Linked DNA regions of Homo sapiens: region 1 is linked to region 2. Evidence: read pairs that join two places in POLR2A ChIA-PET (ENCODE). Cell type or tissue: PC-3. All regions are shown on one strand. Each heading gives the region's core, and the rest is flanking DNA. Links, peaks and the distances in the headings are about the cores only. Region 1 overlaps RAD51B (RAD51 paralog B). Region 2 overlaps RAD51B (RAD51 paralog B).

Region 1 (4,395 bases), core at 88-4,087, 200 kb before region 2:
TTTCTATATCTGCTGAAGGTGAATAATAATACTTTCATTGGCCACATAGAGGTGCTGGGAGAATGAAAGATAAATTCTCCCAAAGCACTTTGAACTGCCTAGAAGAAAGACTTATTTAAACAAAAGTTGATTCTGTTTTCTATCTTTTTATTTCTTACAAGCAGACACCAAAGTAAGTGTTAGAAGAGCCTCAAAGATTTGGTTATTTTTTTTTTGCAACTTTTATTGTAGGTGAGAAGGTTAATATAATTGCCTTCATTGTATAAACAGGGAAACTAATGCTCCCAAAAGGTTTGTTTTGGGGCTTAAAATGAGTAGCCCTTTATGAGAATAGGGGAAATTGATGGGGGTGTAGATGTAATAACATCAGCCATGAGTTGACAATTATTAAAGCTGGTAATGGGTGTGTCTGTTTAGGGGGGTTATCATGAATACTATCATGTCTACCTTGTCTTTGAAATTTTGTATTAAAAAGTTAAAATTTAAAAAATTGATTAAAAAAATAGCTCATTTTCATTTGCAAGGTTCTTTTAAAAATGCTATTGAGGCTGGTCACGGTGGCTCACGCCTGTAATCCCAGCACTTTGGGAGGCTGCGGTGGGCGGATCATGAGGTCAGGAGTTCGAGACAAGCCTGACCAACATGGTGAAACCCTGTCTCTACTAAAAATACAAAAATTAGCCAGCCACGATGGCGTGTGCCTGTAATCCCAGCTACTCGGGAGGCTGAGGCAGAAGAATCACTTGAACCTGGGAGGTGGAGGTTGCAGTGAGCTGAGATCGCACCACTGTGCTCCAGCCTGGGTGACAGAGCAAAACTCCATCTCAAAAAAAAAAAAAAAAGACAAAGTATATGCTTGGACCCTGAACACAGACATTTTAGTTTTTCATACTCAGTTTTTACATTCTATTTCCAATGCTTTCTAACCATTTACTACTTTTAACATATTATGCCATTTCTTTAGCGTTAATATATTACACTTTTTTCTTACTCCCGTTCCAGATGTTTGTCATGTGCTTTGTTGTCAATTTTAGATTTTCATTTTCCTATTTTTGGGAATTATAAGCAGTCACTTATTAACCCAATTACTTTATGCTTCAATGGGCTTGTCATTGGGTAGCCATGTGAATTATTTCAATTTTTAGAGACACAGATCAACCTGCTACCCTATACCCACAACAGAAAACTGCCGACTTCCCCATTGTAGGAACTTACAATCAAACGGCATTTGAAACATGTGAGAACACTCCTATTATTAAAAAAAAAAATCACCCTCAACCTGGGTTATTTTCACTGACAGACTTCATGGTTAAAGCTTGCTATTTCATGAGCTCCCAGATGACGCAAATGCTGGGAAATGTAACATACTCACTGTGATTTGTTTTTAGACATCAAAAGAAATCCATTTTACAAAGGAATCATATAACTTTAGAGCTAAGAAAGATCTTAATAATCATCTGGTATAGATCTTTCCATTTATTTATGCCAGAACCTAAAATTAGAAAGGCCAGGTAATTTGCTCAGTGTTACATACCTTAGTATGGCAGAGCTGGAACTTGAACCTGAGTTCCCTAGCTTTCAATTCAGAGTTCTTAATAGGTTGCCACTCAAGTGCAGTCAGGTCTTTGATGCTATTTGTGAACACCAAATATGTCTCTGCTTCTTACAACTTAGAAATCTTACTCTGTTTTGCAATGCCCTGCCAAGTCATATTGGAGCCTGAGGCAAAATGAAAGACCAATGACACTGATCCTGTCTTTATTTAAAATTCTGATATTTTCTTCACTATGGATTTGTGGGATTAATTTTGATTTTTTAAAATATTGCATTAAATATTATATCTTGACTACTGAGTTTTTTAGTAGCTCCTAAAATTTTGCATTTGAAGTGGGTGCCTTGCTTGATTCACCCTAGTCCCAATCCTATTATTTTTGCTTTAATCTACTAAATCCCTTTTTCAGCCTTCTGGCAATAAAATAAAATCAACCTATGGAACCTTTATAAGCAAACCCATACTATTGGCCACTTACAAACAATGGTGGCAAACAAACCAGAATCTGCAAGTGCTTTTCATTGGCTTGATTGTTGGTAACATTGCATGGTAATTACATAGTCATTTTTGGCTCCATGAATTGAAACTCTCTTGGAATGTCTAGCAGTTTATTGAAAAGAGCTCAAAGCCAAGACGTGAGTTCTTTTGTTTGATCCTTCACAGTATTGTGTTTTAGGCTCTTATATCGTTGTGTTTGTTTTGATTTCTATAAATTGGGACTCAAGGGAAGGAAGCTCTTTATAGGCCTATTATTTTCATTTTACTTGGTCCTCTCAACACCTGTTTGAGATAGGCACTTTATAGGCTAAAACCAACTCACACTGACTTAAGTTAAAAGAGAATTCACTAGCTAACACAATTGAAAAATCTAAGGAGTAGATCTGACTTCAGGTATTACACATCATTTTGTCAGGGCTTTCTCTCTCGTGTTTTCTACTGGGTTGGCTTTATTATTATTCAGGTTTTTCCTGTGTAGTAGCACCAGGTGTATACTCTACTAGCTTAGCAACCTTAGTAGAAAGGGAATGAATCTTTCCTGATTGCTTGAGCCAGAGTCTCAGAATTGAGTATAATTGGCCCAGCATAGGTCACATGCACATCCCTGCACTAGGCATTAAGGCCTGGCGAATGCAATTAAATCACTGGCTGAACCTGGTTCATGTGTTCAACCCTGGGTCAGGGACTGGATTGAGAGTAGAAGAGATCTGTTTCCTCTAAAGGAAGAGACGACTTTTTAAGTCTTTTCCCCCCAAAAGGGATTCTGGACAGGGAAAGACAAATGTCAACTAAAATGTTACTATTCTCACTTCATTTATGAGGAAGTTGAGGATTAATTAAGTGAATTTTCACGAGGCTGCATAGCTAATGAGTGATAGGATCTTAACTTTGACCCAAATCTGCCTAAATCTAAAGCCCATCTCTTTTCTCCACACCTTGTATCCCTAGAACATCATGCTTCTTCCTCCTTCTCCTTAATGTGAAACCATGATGGTTGCCATCACTTTACAGCAGTATTCTTCAAAAAGGAGGGATTTTGCCCCCAGAGGAAATTTGGTAATTTCTGGAGACATTTTTTTATTGTCACAACTGTGCACAGAGGTGAGTGTGGTGCTACTGTATAGAGGCTAGGATGCCTATACCTCCTGTAGTGCACAGAACAATTCCTCACAACAAAGAATTACCCAGCCTAAAATGTCAGTAGTGGTAAGGTTAAGAAACCCTGCTTTTTAGGTTCAATTTCTCGGCTGTTACTATTAACATCAGTTTTGAGAGAAATAAGTAATAGAGAGCAGGATTGAAATAATTCATACATGTAGGTATAATTAAGTTGTCTCTTAATTCAGGGAAACTTCCTTTAATTTCCATAGAAGCTAACTTTAGAATATTGAATTATCTTGGTTAGTGAGTAAATTGCAATAGAACGTAAATTCCTTTTTAAAATATTTGTTTTATGCAAGTTTAAGCTAACTTCCCAGACATAATTTTTCATTCTAAAATAAGTCCTATAATTTTTTTCTTAAAATAGAAATCTAGGGATATTTTAAATTGAATACTGAATGCTTTTAAAGGAAATATATAAGTTTATCTCAAAAGCCTTTTAATATTTCATATAGAAGTTTCTATACCAGGGGAAATAATTATTTTTTAAAATCCGAGCTGCCGGGCGTAGTGGCTCACGCCAGTAATACTAGCACTTTGGGAGGCGGAGGCAGGCGAATCATGAGGTCAGGAGATCGAGACCATCCTAGCTAACACGGTGAAACCCCGTCTTGACTAAAAATACAAAAAATTAGCCGGGTGTGGTGGCGGGCGCCTGTAGTCCCAGCTACTCGGGAGGCTGAGGCAGGAGAATGGTGTGAACCCAGGAGGCAGAGGTTGCAGTGAGCCAAGATTGTGCCACTGCACTCCAGCCTGGATGACAGAGCGAGAATCCGTCTCAAAAAACAAAACAAAACAAAACAAACAAACAAACAAAACTGAGCCAAAGCATTTCTAAAACTTTGGATGATAATAAGGGATTTAATGTACTAAAAAGCATACAGAAATTTTCTTCCTGTAAGCATGTGCTTTGTGAAAGAATAATGAAAGCAGAAGAATGCGTTAAATGTATTATAGCTGCAGTTATTGGGTTTGACACTTCAGAGAAATCAACCTTCTTGTTAAATGACATGAAAATAGTTTATACTGTCTGACTCCTTGAGACTTGCAAGTCGTTTCTGAATTGTGCATATCTGAATGAATCCAGGGAAAGCTGTGCTTCTGTAGTCAAACCACAGATAATATTCTAGTAGAAGAGCTGAATGAGTAGAGTGATACTACAGATGGATTTCATATAAGAAATC
Region 2 (4,395 bases), core at 66-4,065:
GTGGTGGTGGTTCTTTGCCAGGATTTAGAAGCCAGAACTGTCTGTCCTTTTTGTTTGAAATAGAGACTTTAGAGACTAGTCTTTTCGTTTACTGAAAGAAGGAGAAAGAAAGGAAAAAAAATTTGTCTACTTTGCCTTTGGTCTGGGTACTTTCCACTTGTTTGCTTTTAACCTTTCTCAGTGTTTGCAGGGTGCAGGGAAACGGCCTTGTCAGCCTGGGCTGGGCTCCTTAAGTCTTGAACAACAAACACTTAAAATAATCAAAATGTTATATTTGGCAGTTAAAAGAAGAATCTCCTAAAACTATGTCTAGTCTTATTTGTTTCTGAACTCCTGGTAGAGGCGGGGAGACCATGTTCTCCATTCTGTGGCCTAGCCACTCTTCCGGGCCTTCTCTTGTTCCTCTTCACTCCCTCTTCCCCAGATGTACTCCTAGACTGAGCTGCTTCCCAGCTCAGAGCCCACCACGTGCCTCTGCAGCTTCTGTGCCTTTGCAGATGCCGCTCCCTCTCCTGGAATGCCTTCTCCCCACCCTTCCCTGGCTGAAGTCCTCCTGGCCATAAAAGGCTACCCTAAGTGCACTGAGCTTCCTTGCTAGGCACATCTTATCATCGTTATTTCTGTAATTCTTCCTTTCATTGGCTGACATCCATGACATCAGGGCCCAACCTTAGGTGGCTAGCACAATGCCTGTGGCAGTAGTGGCAGCAGTAGTCTTCGTGTTACCAGCAGCAGCAGTAATGACTCTTACTGGGCATGTGCCATGTACTAGGTCTTTTTCATACTCATCTCTAATCCTCCCAACAACTCTACATCGTATATGATATTGTCTCCTTTTTAGAGATGAGGAAATTGGGACTTAGGTGGGGTGGAAAGATGTGATACCTTTCCTCACTCATCATGAGGGTCACAGCTGACACCCCTTTAACAAAAGACAGGTTGATGATAAAAGCATAACAAATGTATTTCATCAAAGTTTTACATGACAAGGGAGTCTTCAGAAATGTAGACCCAAAGGCCCAGGGAAGATGGTCTGTTTCTATGCTTTGGTCTGAGGAAGAATGGGCAGCTGTGTAGAAATGTGATTGGACAAAAAAGGGTCTGATCTAATGATGACAGACTGAGGGGGTAGACAGAGCAAGGCCTGTCTGTTCAGATTCTTCTTGGCCTCCCTATAGCATTCCTTCCTCCAGGTAGGGGGTAGGACCCCTCTGAAATGAAGGGTTTTAGGGAGAAGGGAGAGAATGACCTTTCTAGGTTTTATGGATTGCTTTGGGAGAGAGGGGTTCTAGATTCTATGACCTGTCTTGAGGAAGAGGAATTCTGGTTTCTGTGATTCCCTTTAGGGGAGATGGGAGACAAGGAGGGCAGGAGAAGGTCAGAGAAAGACTTTGCTTCTGAGGCAGCTCTGAGGCTACCCAATATCCTTTAGTTCAGAGTACTCAGCCTGCCAAAGCACCATAGTTTGGGATACTGTTTTCTGCGCCCTGGCACTTACAAGTTAAGCAACTCACCCAGGGTCATAGAGCTAACAAATGGTTGGACCAAAGTTAGAAGCCAGGTCTTACTCATTTCCACCCTGTTTCAAGGACTCTGATTAGATGCTCAATAAGTACCTACTGAGTGAATGAGCGGCCTTGAAATTGTTTTCTGAGGCTGGGGAACTCTTGCCAGGAATTTCAAGAGCCACTGCTTTTACACTTGGCCACTTAACTTTGCTCCCTAGAGCTTTAGTTTCTCTTCTTCTACACCCAATATCATCATGTCTACTGTTTTCTTCCTGAGTCATATCCTCTCATTATGTTTTAGCTATGGGGGGTAAGGATGGAGAAAGGGGAGAGTCTCCTGGTGCTTGTTTCATGTATCTTATTCCCTTGACCTGGTCCTTGTTCCCTTGAAGTCTTTTGTTTGTCTGTTTGTTTTTGAGACAGGGTCTCACTCTGTCACCCAGGCTGGAGTATGGCGGCACGATCTCAGCTCACTGCAACCTCCATGTCCCAGGTTCGAGAGATTCTTCTGCCTCAGCCTCCCGAGTAGCTGGGATTACAGGCACCTGCCACCACATTCAGCTAATTTTTGTATTTTTAGTAGAGATAGGGTTTTACCATGTTAGCCAGGCTGGTCTCAAACTCCTGACCTCAAGCGATCCTCCCACCTCAGCCTCCCAAAGTGCTAGGATTACAGGCATGAACCACTGCACCTGGCCCCTTGAAGTCTTTATAGTCGCCCCAAAGAAATTAGGCTAAACTTAAGAAGTCACTGCTTCTGTAGATCTAAGGTGGCTGAATATCGGCCACAGCATACAGTTCAAACTAATGCAGTGTATCTATTAAAGGTTATAAGAAGATACCTACAAACTTCCCTCATGGGATTGTTGTGAGAATTAAATACATATAATACATATAAAGGACCTCTAGTGCCTAACACATTGTGAGCTCTCAAAAAAATATAAATGTTAGCTCTTGTCATTATTTTTGTTAATCCTTGACTGGGGTACTAAAATTCCTAAAAGAGAGTAAGCCAAGAAAAATATGTTAATTATTACAGCAACTAATATTTATTACTATGCATCAAGCCATTTTTGTAAGGATTTTTCATATATTAATTCATTATTAACTAATTTTCATAGCAATCTGATGATGTAAGTGTTAGCCCCATTTTACAGATAAGAAGGTGAGGACAGAGAGGCGAAGTTGGGGAGCTTGGGATCAAGTTTCTGGTTCTAGAACCTACGTTCTTTCATAACCATCACTGCTCTGAAAAAGAGTAAGCACCAGACCTGAAAGAAACATAACAGAGGCCGGGCGCAGTGGCTCACACCTGTAATCCCAACACTTTGGGAGGCCAAGGTGGGCGGATCACGAGATCAGGAGATCGAGACCATCCTGGCTAACAGGGTGAAACCCCGTCTCTACTAAAAATACAAAAAATTAGCCGGGCATGGTGGTGGGCGCCTGTAGTCCCAGCTACTCAGGAGGCTGAGGCAAGAGAATTGCTTGAACCCAGGAGGCAGAGGTTGCAGTGAGCTGAGATTGTGCCGCTGCACTCCAGCCTGGGTGACAGAGTGAGATTCCGTCTCAAAAAAAAAATTAAAAAAAAAAAGAAACGAACAGAAATGTTGTTAGCTCCTTCTCACTTTTATCTCTAGTTTGAATGAGTGTGTTTGTGAAAGGCAAATGCCTCTGGGGTTCTTGCACAGTCCTGGGCACCACTGGGAGGAGAGAGGGCAACCTAGAGACATTTGTGTTCCTGGTAAACAACTGAAAATAGGCGGAGCCTTTGTGCACTGAACCCAGCTACTTTCAAATCGCAGTACTTCCCAATTGCAAACTTGGTGCAAAAAAACCTACATTGCCACAGTTGAGACTTTCATGAGGAAAGATTTTGGGTACAAGATAGTTTTTCATACCGCTTTGCTTACCCCTGAGACTGCAAAGTACCATGTCTCCTTGTTTTATAGAAGCCAAAACAAATTCTATCGATAAACAGAATTTTTGAAACTCTGGTATTTTCAGAAATTTGTACTGTGCATAAAGTAATGGTTTGGTGAATTAACATAGGTGATTAAACAATAAAGTGATGCATACCCATTTCCATAGAAAATATATGCATATATAAAAGGAATTTTACAGATAAACTGTATGATATATCTGTTAATATATCATGTTTTATTTTCAGTGTTTTTGTGTATTCTCAGTGTCCGCCAGTATGGAGACAGGCTCATCTCCAGGTGTGCAGGCTCTGAGTGAAGGGGGCCTCCTCATTGGAGTGTGCAGGGGCCTCCTCATTGGAGTGTGCAGGGCTCTCCTGCGGCGGCGCCCACTCTGTGTCCTTCTTCCCTGTTTTTGTTTGCCACCTTGTGGTTAACATAGCTCTGTGGCTCAAGGAGGAGGGTTGGGCCGGTATCATCTCTGAAGGTAAAATGCATACATGCGATGCTGTAACACAGTCTTTCTCCCGGCGGGGAGTGGGAGTGTGTGTGCACACGCGTGTGTGGGTGCAGTGAAGGTGGAGTTGCCCACTTAGTGAGACTCAGAGTCTACCCTCAACCACTGTGCTTCTGTGTGCTCCCGTGTAGGCTGGAAGTCGTATCAGCCGCTCCATTGCACAGAGATTGCAGAGAAGGGGCCACATCGGTCAGTGTTAGCGTCCACAGGAGGAAGTTGTGTGGTGGGAAGGCCGCTTCTGGCTGGACTGCAGGCTTGTTTGCCCACACGCGCCCCAGTGAGAGCGAGGCCTCCACGGGCTTCCTTCTCCAGTGCGGGGAGTGTGTGGCGAAGGAAGTATCTGCTGCTGAGCTCAGCTTTGCTTCGCCATGTTCCTTCCCGATCCGCTCATCCTAACCCTCTCTCCTTCCGCCTCCATCCTCCCTGCTCTCCGATTGCCCCAGTGTGT

What was found. ChIA-PET counts read pairs that join two places held together with the same protein. Peaks named below come from ENCODE experiments on the same cell type or tissue, not always from the same donor. Only the 100,000 strongest peaks of a DNase experiment are listed, where the experiment ranks them.
Region 1: POLR2A ChIA-PET joins it to region 2 with 6 read pairs; 1 of 35 experiments calls an interaction of 5 or more read pairs at or near these places.

The regions. Positions count from the first base shown.
Region 1 is chr14:68,158,794-68,163,188 of GRCh38, forward strand. All of the region lies in intron 7 of RAD51B (RAD51 paralog B), which reads left to right. The region is part of intron 2 of LOC105370546 (a long non-coding RNA gene); the gene reads right to left. Among named protein-coding and RNA genes, the nearest start is that of RAD51B, 340 kb to the left of the region's middle. In PC-3, for the core only: no CTCF peak of the experiment used is centred there; no DNase peak of the experiment used is centred there; H3K27ac peaks cover 410 bases.
Region 2 is chr14:68,359,770-68,364,164 of GRCh38, forward strand. The region is part of intron 8 of RAD51B (RAD51 paralog B); the gene reads left to right. Among named protein-coding and RNA genes, the nearest start is that of RAD51B-AS1, 320 kb to the right of the region's middle. RefSeq lists an enhancer at 4,234-4,395. In PC-3, for the core only: a CTCF peak has its summit at 3,861 (motif pointing left); a DNase peak (open chromatin) is centred at 1,622; H3K27ac peaks cover 962 bases.